Regions from separate parts of the Homo sapiens genome. Here region 1 is linked to region 2. Evidence: read pairs that join two places in POLR2A ChIA-PET (ENCODE). Cell type or tissue: PC-9. All regions are shown on one strand. Each heading gives the region's core, and the rest is flanking DNA. Links, peaks and the distances in the headings are about the cores only.

What was found. ChIA-PET counts read pairs that join two places held together with the same protein. Peaks named below come from ENCODE experiments on the same cell type or tissue, not always from the same donor. Only the 100,000 strongest peaks of a DNase experiment are listed, where the experiment ranks them.
Region 1: POLR2A ChIA-PET joins it to region 2 with 5 read pairs; 2 of 35 experiments call an interaction of 5 or more read pairs at or near these places.

Annotation. Positions count from the first base shown.
Region 1 is chr12:48,792,566-48,798,585 of GRCh38, forward strand. No RefSeq gene overlaps it. Among named protein-coding and RNA genes, the nearest start is that of ADCY6-DT, 6.4 kb to the left of the region's middle. RefSeq lists a silencer at 3,301-3,595. In PC-9, for the core only: CTCF peaks have their summits at 3,466 (motif pointing left) and 3,670; DNase peaks (open chromatin) are centred at 2,446, 3,406 and 4,586; H3K27ac peaks cover 2,036 bases.
Region 2 is chr12:49,077,916-49,083,935 of GRCh38, forward strand. No RefSeq gene overlaps it. Among named protein-coding and RNA genes, the nearest start is that of RHEBL1, 11 kb to the left of the region's middle. In PC-9, for the core only: no CTCF peak of the experiment used is centred there; no DNase peak of the experiment used is centred there; H3K27me3 peaks cover 394 bases.

The DNA.
Region 1 (6,020 bases), core at 471-5,470, 290 kb before region 2:
CAGCAGGAACTGTATTTCTCCACGTCTAGCTTGCTTGATCTCAACGACCTTTTTTTTTTTTTTTTAATAATACAGACCATAGTCACAAGAGTGATGTATTTTCAATCTCTCATTTTCAGGAAGAGGAAACTCTTACAAGCAGAATGTATTATATGTAAGTGTAAGCTTCACACAGCCAAAAGTGTATCTGGACAACACTCTATACATAAGCAGTGTTGAAAACACCCTGCAATGTAACTAACGGATAGGCTTGAGTGCCCTGAGCCTTCCTTGGGTTGTTTGGGTTACAGCTAAACTAGCCTCTGCCTACGCCCTTTTACAAAGCAAAGATTCCTTTTACAATGCAAACAACCATTCCCTAGCTTTTCTGTCTTAAAGATCAAAAGTCTGCACAATTTGGCCAGGCGCGGTGGCTCACGCCTGTAATCCCAGCAATTTGGGAGGCCGAGGCGGGAGGATCACCTGAGGTCAGGAGTTCATGACCAGCCTCAACATGGAGAAACCCCGTCTCTACTATAAAAATACAAAATTAGCCGGGCATGGTGGTGCATGCCTGTAATCCCAGCTACTCGGGAGGCTGAGGCAGGAGAATTGCTTGAACCTGGAAGGCGGAGGTTGCGGTGAGCCAAGATCGCGCCATTGCACTCCAGCCTGGGCAACGAGAGCGAAACTCCGTCTCAAAAAAAAAAAAAAAGAAAAAACACCAAAAGTCTGCACATTTTATTTTCTGAAAGTAAGAAAGACATATAAAAACAATTCACAGCTGGGTGCGGTTGCTGGTGCCTGTAATCCCATCACTTTGGGAGGCCAAGGCGGGCAGATCACCTGAGTCAGGAGTTTGAGACCAGCCTGCCCAACAAGGTGAAACCCCGTCTCTCCTAAAACTACAAAAATTAGCCCGGTATAGTGACACGCGCCTGTAGTCCCAGCTACTGGGGAGGCTGACGCAGGAGAATAGCTTGAACTCGGGAGGCAGAGGTTGCAGTGAGCCGAGATTGCACCACTGCACTACAGCCTGGGGAACAGAGTGAGACTCCGTCTCAAAAAACAAAACAAAACAAAAAAAACACATTCATTCAATCTAGCAAATATGCCTTGTCCGTTTCACTACCCCTAACATCACTGCTGCTACCACCACCACCACCATCACCACTCCAGAGACTCACAACCCCTTCTACTTCCAGGGTTGGAATAGGCTCTGGCCAACTCCATTTCCACCGCCACCACCACCACTACCCTTGAGAATGGGCTCAACTCCAGGGGGATACAAAATCCCTTCCCCATCCCCTTAGATCCATTATTCATTCATCCCATATTTATTTATTTATTTATTTATTTATTTATTTATTTTTGAGATGGAGTCTCGCCCTGTCACCTACTCTCGCTACTATGTGTTAGGCACTCTTCTATTAATAGGTGCTGAGGATACAGTAATTGAACTCAGCAGACAGAGTTCCTAGTCTCATTAAGCTTACCTTCTAGTGGGAGGAAACAAGAAATAAATGAATAGATGAGGCTGGGCATGGCAGCTCACACCTGCAATCCCAGCACTTTGGGAGGCTGAAGCACAAGGATCACTTGAGCCCAAGAGTTTGAGACCAGCCTGGGCAACATGGTGAGACCCCATCTCTACAAAAAAAAATTATTTAAAAACTTATGAAAAAATGATGAGCCAGGTGCAGTGTCTCATGCCTATAATCCCAGCACTTTGGCAGGAGGATTGCTTGAGCTCAGGAGTTTGAGACCAGCCTGGTCAACATAGCGAGACCTCATCTCGACTAAAAAATTTTAAAAATTAGCCAAGTGTGGTGCTGTGCACCTGTGGTTCCAGCTTACTCAGGAGGCTGAGGCAGGAGGATCACTTGAGCCCAGGAGGGCAAGGTTGCAGTGAGCCGTGATTGCACCACTGCACTCCAGCCTGGGTGACAGACCGAGACACTGTCTCAAAAAAAAACAAAACAAAAAAAAGAATAAGCTGGGCATGGTGGCTCATGCCTGTAATCCCAGCACTTTGGGAGGCCAAAGCTGGTGGATTGCAAGGTCAGGAGTTCAAGACGAGCCTGGCCAACATGGTGAAACCCCATCTCTACTAAAAATACGAAAATTAGCCGGGTGTGTGTAATCCCAGCTACTCAGCAGGCTGAGGCAGGATAATTGCTTGAACCCTGGAGGCGGAGGTTGCAGTGAGCTGAGATCCTGCCACTGCACTCCAGCCTGGGTGACAAAGCAAGGCTCCATCTCGGGAAAAAAAAAAAAGAATAGATGAGAAGATAGTTGATGATAAGTGCTATGATGACAATTAGAACCCAGGATCGATAGGAAGTGACTGGGGTAGAAACCTAGGTATGGCTGTCAAGAAAGGTCCCTATAAGGAAGTGCTATGTACATGCAGACCTGAATGACAAGGAGTCAGCCATGCAAAGAATCTGGGTAAAGAGCATTTCAGAGGGAACAGCTAATGCAAAAGCCCTAAGGCAATAGCAAGCTCACGGTGCTTAAGAAACAGAAAGTCAGTGAGGCTGAAGCCCATGTGTTGAAGGAAGAAAGTATAAGATGAGGTCAGAAAGGGAGGCATGCCCTAGCTAGTGGAGAAGCTCTTAGGCCAGGGAAAGGAGTTTGGATTTCATTGAAAGTGTAATGAGAAGCCTTTGGAAGGTGTTAAGCTCAGAAGTGGCACGATCTGATTTATGGTTTTAAAGGATCATGGTAGCTGCTGAGTGGAGAATAAATTGTGGGATCAAGGGATGCAAGGGAAACCACTTAGAAAGCTATTATAGTGGTCCAGGTGGAAACAGTGGCTTGGACAAGGATGGTGATAGAGGGCGGGGCTGCTGAGAAGTGGAAGGACTCAGGAAATGTTTTGGAGTTGGAGTACCCTAATGACCTGCCTTGGCTCTCTCTGCATGGTTTATGCATATCAAATAATTATCAACAATCGACAAATATTTATTGAGTTCCTACCACGTCCCAGGCGCTGTGCTACGCACTGGAAGTTACAGCCCAGAGGAGAAGGCCCACTCCACCTCCTTCTGCCCTACTGCCATAGGAGCTCTAGTTTGAGGAAGCTACTGCCCATCCCAACCTCACCCCATTTGCAGGGCGAGAGGCACACCCATTACCCCACCCTACCCACCCCTGCACTCTATTCCAATGCCGATCTGGAACTGATGGGGTGGGGGCAGTATTTACAGTTGGAGAATTGATGCCATAAAAAGAAGAGTCCAAAGTCCTCTTAAAGGTCTCAGAGCAAAGACCAGGAGAGCCCAAAGCTTCCAGAGTGGAGAGGGAGTACAGCTAGGGCCATGAGGATGAGGCAACTCTTGGTGCCCACACCACTGCTAGTCCTTCTCTGGGTTTCCAGAGCCCAGACTTCCTCAGTCTTCACTATCCCATTCCGCCAGCACCTATTCCCTCGTCCCCACCTTAGTAAATGTCTGGGTCTTGTATGCCCTCTGGTGGCACAATCATGGTACTGCAGCCCATAGTTAGTTCCCAACTTTTCGCTACTCAATCTATAGTCTTCTCTGGCTCACGGCTCCTAGGGGCAGTATGGGAAATTCTGGAAATCAGGGAAGGGCTGGAACACTGGTCTCTGGGTGTTGGAGGGATGAGCGCACCCTCCATCTAGTTTTATACGCAATGCCAGATTCGTCTTTTATGAGTTGAATTAACCATGTTTGAGCACCTACTGTGAACTGATCCCAGTCACCAACCCGCTGACCCAAGCTCAGATGACTGGCCACTCCTACCAAAAGCTTAGAGTCTGGAGCTGGGGGGTGTGAAGAAGCAAGAGCGGTTTAGAATTCATTCTGCTTTCAGCAGCAGTGTCAGAAGCCCGAACTTGACCCTCCTATCATTCCTGCTGCCTAATTTCTCTTTGTTCCTGCCTGTTTTTTACGCCTTATACTCTTGCCTTTCTATCAGTTCTGTGAGCAAGTTATTCACTATCCTTCCAACAAATGTCATTTCTGCTCCCATTAGTTGGAGTCTGTTTCTGTTTTTACAATCAAGATGACTGGTATGTGTTGGGCAATTCATCAAGCCTTTCTGGGCCTTAGTTTCCCCCTTAGTAAAAAAGGGAGGATAGCAATGACTTCCATGCACAAGGCCATTTTTATTAAACAAGTGTATTAGTTCTCTATTGCTGCGTAACAAATTACCACACATTTAGCAGCCTAAAGCAACACACGTTTACTGTTTCATAGTTTCTGCCTATCAGGAGACTGAGCATAGCTCAGTGGGGTCCTCTACTTCAAGGTCTCACAAAGCTACAAGCAAGATGTTAGCTGAGGCTTCAGTCTCATCTATGGTTGGAATAAGGAAGGATCCAATTCCAAGCTCATGTGGTCGTTGATAGGATTCAGTTCCATATGGGCTGGGCTGCTGGACTGAGGGCCTCAGGCACCTTTCCCTTAGGCCTCTGCCACATGGCAGCATGTCTTCATCCAAGCCAGCAAGAAGAGATTCCGCTAGCAAACAGAAGTCAATGGTCTCTTATAGCCTCATTATAGAAGTGCCGTCCATCACCTTCTGATGGATCAGAAGTAAGTCTCTAGGCCAGCCCACAGTCAAGGGGAGGGGATTACTCAAGGGCATGAATACCAAGACGTGGGGATCATTTGTGGCCATCTCAGGTTTGCCTGTCACAATGTGGTAGCTGTTAGTCATCTTTCAAGGACTCCTCAAAATGCCACTTCCTTCTTGAGGGCTTTTTAAATTCTTCCCCCACCCAAACCCATCAAAGTTAACCCCTCTTACAAATGATGAAACTTGAAAGTGTGCTGGATATTAGATGGAATTATGTTTAATTGTGTTAGGGAAGGGTAATGTTATTTTTTTATTTTTTTATTTTTTTTTGAGACGGAGTCTCGCACTGTCACCCAGCTGAAGTTCAGTGGCAGGATCTCAGGTTCGCTGCAACCTCCATCTCCCGGGTTCAAGTGATTCTCCTGCCTCGGCCTCCTGAGTAGCTGGGATTACAGGCGCGTGCCACCAAGACCGGCTAATTTTTGTATTTTTAGTAGAGACAGGGTTTCACCATGTTGGTCAGGCTGTTCTTGAATTCCTGACCGCATGATCCGCCCGCCTGGGCCTCCCAAAGTGCTGGGATTACAGGCGTGAGCCACCGTGCCCGGCCGGGTAATGTTATTTTGACACTAAGAAATTCCCCCTAATTTTAACATTTATTTATTTATTTAAATTGACAAATAAAAATTATATATATGTACGTAAATTGTGTACAACATGTTTTGAAATATGTATACATTGTGAAATGGTTAAATCAAGCTAATTAACATATGCATCACTTCACATGCTTATCTTTTTTTTTTGGTGGTGAGAACACCTAAAATCTACTCTTTTAGCAATTTCAAGTATAAGATGCATTGCTATTAACTCTATTCACCACGTTGTGCAATAGATGTCTTGAACTTATTCCTCTCATCTAACAGATTTTGTATCCTTTGGCCAACTTCATTTCGGCCCAATCCTCCCACTCCCCAGCCTCCGGTAACTGCCATTCTACTTTTTCTACAAGTTCAACTTTCTAAGATTCCACGTATAAATGAGATCATGGCCAGGTGCAATAGCTCATGCCTGTAATCCCAGCACTTTGGGAGGCTAAGGCGGGCGGATCATGAGGTCAGGAGTTCGAGACCAGCCTGGCCAACACAGTGAAACCCCGTCTCTACTAAAAATACAAAAATTAGCCGGGTGTGGTGGCATGCACCTGTAGTACCAGCTGCTTGGGAGGCTGAGGCAGGAGAATCATTTGAACCCAGGAGGTGGAGGTTGCAGTGAGCCAAGACCACACCATTGCACTCCAGCCTAGGTGACAGAGAGATTCCGTCTCAAAAAAAAAAAGAGATCACATGGCATTTGTCTTTCTGTGCTGGGCTCATTTCACTTAGCATAATATCCTCCAGGTTCATCCATATTGCCATAAATTGCAAAATTTCATTCTTTTTTATGGCTGAATATTATTACATAATATATATACTGTATACTGCATTTTCTTTATC
Region 2 (6,020 bases), core at 539-5,538:
ATTGTGCCACTGCACTCCAGCCTGGGTGACAGAACGAGACTCTAGCTCAAAAAAAAAAAAAAAAAAAAAAAGACCAGCCTGTCCAAGATGGTGAAACCCCATCTCTACTAAAAATACAAAAATTAGCTGGGCGTGGTGGTGGGCACCTGTAATCCCAGCTACCCGGGAGGCTGAGGCAGAGAATTGCTTGAACCTGGGAGGTGGAGGTTGCAGCAAGCCAAGATCGCGCCACTGCATTCCAGCCTGGGCGACAGAGTGAGACTCCATCTCAAAAAAAAAAAAAAAAAAATGTAAACACAGATTTAAGATAAAATGCAAACTTGAATTTCAGTCATAGCACCAATTTTTTTTTAATTTAAAATGCAAACTGCCATGCTTCTTAGATTTAAATTAGCTAATAAGTTATTTTCAGGTGCTCCCTGTCATGGTCATGTTCTTTCTAATCTGAAGACCCTTCTCTAAAGACTCAGACATTAGAGTTCTGGTTCTTATTAACTCACATTTTCCATTTACCCCTCCAGATCTTCCTTTACCCTTCTTCATCCTGCATTTGCTCCTGGAAGGCTGACCTTTATAGACAGCAGTAATGCCCTCTGGCTTCCAGCTAGCTTTAGCTAATAGGAAGTGTTTGGCCACAGACTGGAAGATAGAGGAGAGAAGGTTGGAATGTTGATTCCCCTACTCCCTCTCTGCTGGGCCACTTCTTTTTTTTTTTTTTTTTTTTTGAGATGGAGTTTCGTTCTTGTTGCCCAGGCTGGAGTGCAGTGGCACGACCTCGGCTCACTGCAACCTCTGCCTCCCAGGTTCAAACAATTCTCCTGCCTCAGCCTCCTGAGTAACTGGGATTATAGGCAACCGCCACCATTACCAGCTAAAAGAGTGATCTTTTTAAAATGCAAATTTTGCCAGCGCGGTGGCTCACGCCTGTAATCCCAGCACTTTGGGAGGCCAAGGCGGCTGGATCATGAGGTCAGGAGATCGAGACCATCCTGGCCAACATGGTGAAACCCCCGTCTCTACTAAAAATACAAAAAACTAGCTGGGCGTGGTGGTGCATCCCTGTAATCCCAGCTACTCGGGAGGTTGAGGCACGAGAATCGCTTGAACCCAGGAGGAGGAGCTTGCAGTGAGCCAAGATTGCGCCACTGCACTCCTGGTGACAGAGCGAGACTCCATCTATAAATAAAATAAAATCCAAATTTGATCAGACTACTCCTCCAAGCTAAAACCTAATTAAATTAATTTATTCCACTAAAATGACTGCCTGTGTCTCTAGAAAGATATCAAAATCCTTAACATGGTACAATGCCTATTAGTATTTGCAGGGGCTTAATAAATATTTGTGGAAGGGAGAGAGTCAGGTTTGGATCTGGGAGGAACTGCCTTGTGCCTTCTTGTGTTGATTCACCTTGTTTAAATCTCAGAGCACCTCTTCATTTCCAACTCCATGGAAGTACCTAATGGTAGCCTCTGTTTACTCAAGACCACACAGCTGGTGAATAGGAACCAAGCAGAATATATAGCCCTATTGTTTTTAACTGTAGAATCACAGTTAAGTGAGAAGCAATCAGTTTAAAAGTGACAACCACTGGCATGATGTTTGATCCTCCCCAGACACCCCACCAATAGTTTCTAGGCCTTGGTACAATCTTTCAAAGATAAAGGAAATACTCCTCCCGTCTCAACAAAGAAGTCCCTTCATCTTTGGACAATTCTAAGTTATTGAAAATCAGACAATTTAAAGACTACTCCATCCTAGTCAATTTATTGAAATATATAGAGAGGGAAAGGGGGCAGAGAGAGCGAGAAACCTATATCCTCCTTTCTGTAGTGGTCCTAAGGTGCTTTGGGCCAGCTGCTTCCAAGAGAAGGAGAAGGTGGGTGACTTTGTCTTCAGCCTATTTAAGGAAGAGATCTGCAATATCTATTCTCAAAGATTCTGCAAGATACTATAGACTAGCCAGGGACTAGAACAAGGATGGGATGTGTGTGGAGGAAATGGGATTAATCCCAGATCAAATGTTGGGTAGAATCCCAGCTGCTGCAGCTGCTGGGGGCTTAACCAGCTGTTCCCTGGGCAGCTGCAATGTTCACCCCAGGCCTGGTTCTTAGGGTGACAGCTCTATCTCAGCTTGTGGCCTTCAGCTCCAAGCTAAGCCAAGGCACTGCTGAACGGATGGCTGGAAAGCAAAAGAGAATAGCAGAGAAGAAGTACCCAGTTCAAAGGACTTCTGTTTGGACATCATATGGTTTGAAATCAGACAACTGTGTTCTTAGGTTTTGCAGTCCCAAGGAGAGATGTTAAGACACCGTTTAGGTTTCTGAGAGAAGCAAAGCCAGGGCTGGTGGTATCACCTTCAATTCTGTTCAGTTCCTATTCTATCCTATCCTGCTCCAATTTCTCTACACTGCTCCCACCATCTGCTCCCATAACACACTCCGTGTGGGAGTGGGAGCATTTCCTTCTTGTGATTGAAACTAGAGCAAGGACATTCAAATGCTCAACCGAGGACCAATCTACACAGGGATAAGGGCTATCTAAAAAGTCCTATCCGACCAAGTGTGGTAGCTCACACCTGTAATCCCAACACTTTGGGATGCTGAGGCAGGTGGATCACCTGAGGTCAGGAGTTTGAGACCAGCCTGACCAACATGGTGAAACTCCGTCTCTACTAAAAATACAAAATTAGCCGGGCGTGATGGCACATGCCTGTAATCCCAGCTACTTGGGAGGCTGAGGCAGGAGAATTGCTTGAACCCAGGAGGCAGAGGTTGCAGTGAGCTGAGATCACGCCATTGCACTCCAGCCTGGGCAACAAGGGCAAAAAGACTCCATCGAAAAAAATAATAATAAATAAGTAGATAAATAAATAAATAAATAAGGCTTATCCAATTGCCAGTTTCCCCGAATAGCTGGGATTATAGGCGCTTGCCACCACGCCTAGCTAATTTTTGTATTTTTTCAGTAGAGACAGAGTTTCACCATGTTGGTCAGGCTGGTCTCAAACTCCCGACCTCCGTGACACGTCTGCCTCAGCTTCCCAAAGTGTTGGGATTACAGGAGTGAGCCACCGCACCCAACCATGTTTTTTTGTCTTTCGTTGTTGTTGTTGTTGTTGTTTTGTTTGTTTGTTTTGAGACAGAGTTTCGCTCTTGTTGCTCAGGCTGGAGTGCAATGGCACGATCTCAGCTCACCGCAAACTTCGCCTCTGGGTTCAAGCAATTCTCCTGCCTCAGCCTCCCGAATACCTGGGATTACAGGCATGTGCCACCGCACCCAGCGAATTTTGTACTTTTAGTAGAGAGGGGGTTTCTCCATGTTGGTCAGGCTGGTCTTGAACTTCCTACCTCAGGTGATCCGCCCACCTCGGCCTCCCAAAGTGCTGGGATTACAGGCATAAGCCACCATGCCCGGCCTCAGTTTCCCTTTTAAAATGCAAGTTTGATTATTCCTCTCAGCAGGATTATTCCCTTGCTTCAAATATTACAATTGCTTTTCATCTTTAGGACAATATTCAAAATCCTTAAAGCAGGCTGGGTGCACTACATCACACCTATAATCCCAGTGCTTTGGGAGGCCAAGGTGGGAGGATTGCTTCAGTCCAATAATTCAAGACCAGCTTAGGCAACATAGTGAGACCCCATCTCTACAAAAAGAAAAACAAAGTTAGTTCATGCCTGTAGTCCTAGCTACAAGTTATTCAGCAGGCTGAGGCAGGAGGGTGGCTTGAGCTCAGGCATTCCAGGCTTCAGTGAGCTATGGTGGCACCACTGCACTCCAGCCTGGGAAATACAAGACCCAGATCACCTCGCCCTCTAGCTACACTGAACTTGCTGATGCTCCTTTGATGCTCCTCAGATTCATCTTACTCTTGCTCCCCAAATCCAGCCTTTTGCACATGCTGTTCCCTCTTGCACAACTCACACTCATCTTTCAGGTCTCAGTCTAAATGTCACTTGTTACCACATTCAACAACCTCTAACCATTTATGCTTGTCTTGCCAGATGAACTATAAGAGCCATGGGGAGAAGGGATTGTGTCCCTGCCTGCCTCTATTGTCCTATCTCCATCACACAGCACAATAATAGACACATAGTAGGCACTCATGAAATCTTAATGAACTGAAAATAACCTCCTCTCAGGGAGATGCTTATTTGTATACATCCACCAAGTCACATAAAGAGACAACAACAATGACAATGTGCTAATTGGCCACAAAATTCCTTGCAGGGAAATAGACCCTGACCACCTTCTTTCCCGTGATAGCTGCCTCAGTCTTCCAACCAAAGAGGAAAGCTCCCTCCAATATTACACAGACCACAAAAGCACAGTCAAAAATAAACATGTAGGCAAGGCCTGGTGGCTCACGCCTGTAACCCCAACACTTTGGGAGGCCAAGGTGGGAGGATCACTTGAGCTCAAGAGCTTGAGACCAGCCTGGGCAACATAAGAAGACCCCATCCCTTTTTTTTTTTTTTTTTTTTTTGAGATGGAGTTTCGCTCTTGTTGCCCAGGTTGGAGTGCAATGGCACCATCTCGGCTCACCGCAACCTCCGCCTCCCGGGTTCAAGTGATTCTCCTGCCTCAGCTTCCTGAGTAGCCAGGATTACAGGCATGCACCACCATGCCTGGCTAATTTTGTATCTTTAGTAGAGACAGGGTTTCTCCATGTTGGTCAGGCTGGTCTGGAACTCCCGGCTTCAGGTGATCCGCCCGCCTTGACCTCCCAAAGTGCTGGGGTTACAGGCATGAGCCACCATGCCTATGCTTTTTTTAAAAAAAAATAGAATAAAATAAAATAAACGTGTAGGCCAGGTGCAGTGGCTCATGCCTGTAATCCCAGCACTTTGGGGGGCCAAAGTGGGAGAATCACTTGAGGCCAGGAGTTTGAGACCAACCATAAACAACATAGTGAGACCCTGTCTCTACGAAAAATACAAAAATTAGCCAGGTGTGGTGGCATGCACCTATAGTCCTAGCTACTCAGAAGGCTGAGGTGGGAGGATCATTTGAGCCCGGGAGGTCAAGGCTGCAGTGATCCATGACTGTGCCCCTGAACTCTAGCCTGGGCAACATAGTGAGACTCTTTCTCAACAAATAAATAGCTGGGTGCAGTGGCTCACACCTGTAATCCCAGCACTTTGGGAGTCTTAAGCAGGGGGATTGCTTGAGCCCAGGAATTCCAGACCAGCCTGGACAACATAGTGAGACCTCATCTCTACCAAAAAATCAAAAAATAAGGCAGGAGGATCTCTTAAGCCTGAGAGGTTGAGGCTGCAATGAGCCGTGATCATGCCACAGCACTCCCACCTGGGTGATGGGAATGAGACCCTGTCTCAAAATACATAAATAAATAAATAAATAATTTTTTCTGTTTTTCTTTTTTTTTTTTTTTTTTTTAAAGGCCCAGCGAGGTGGCTCACACCTGTAATTCCAGCACTTTGGGAGGCTGAGGTGGGCGGATTACTTGAGGTCAGGAGTTCAAGACCAGCCTGGCCAACATGGTGAAATGCAGTCTGTACTGGCCAGACGCGGTGGTTCACGCCTGTAATCCCAGCACTTTGGGAGGCCGAGTCGGGCGGATCACGAGGTCAGGAGATCCAGACCATCCTGGCTAACACGGTGAAACCACGTTTCTACTAAAAATACAATTAGCCGGGTGTGGTGGCGGGCCCCTGTAGTCCCAGCTACTAGGGAGGCTGAGGCAGGAGAATGGCGTGAACCTGGGAGGTGGAGCTTGCAGTGAGCGGAGATCACACCACTGCACTCCAGCCTGGGGGACAGGGCGAGACTCCGTCTCAAAAAAAAAAAAAAAAAGAAAGAAATGCAGTCTGTACTAAAAATATTAAAAAAAATTAGCGGAATGTGGTGGTGGGAGCCTGTAATCCCATCTACTTAAGAGGCTGAGGCAGGAGAATCACTTGAACCCAGAAGGCCGAGGTTGCAGTGAGCCTAGACCTTGCCACTGCACTCCAGCCTGGGCGATAGAGTGAGACTCCATCTCAAAAATAAATTAATA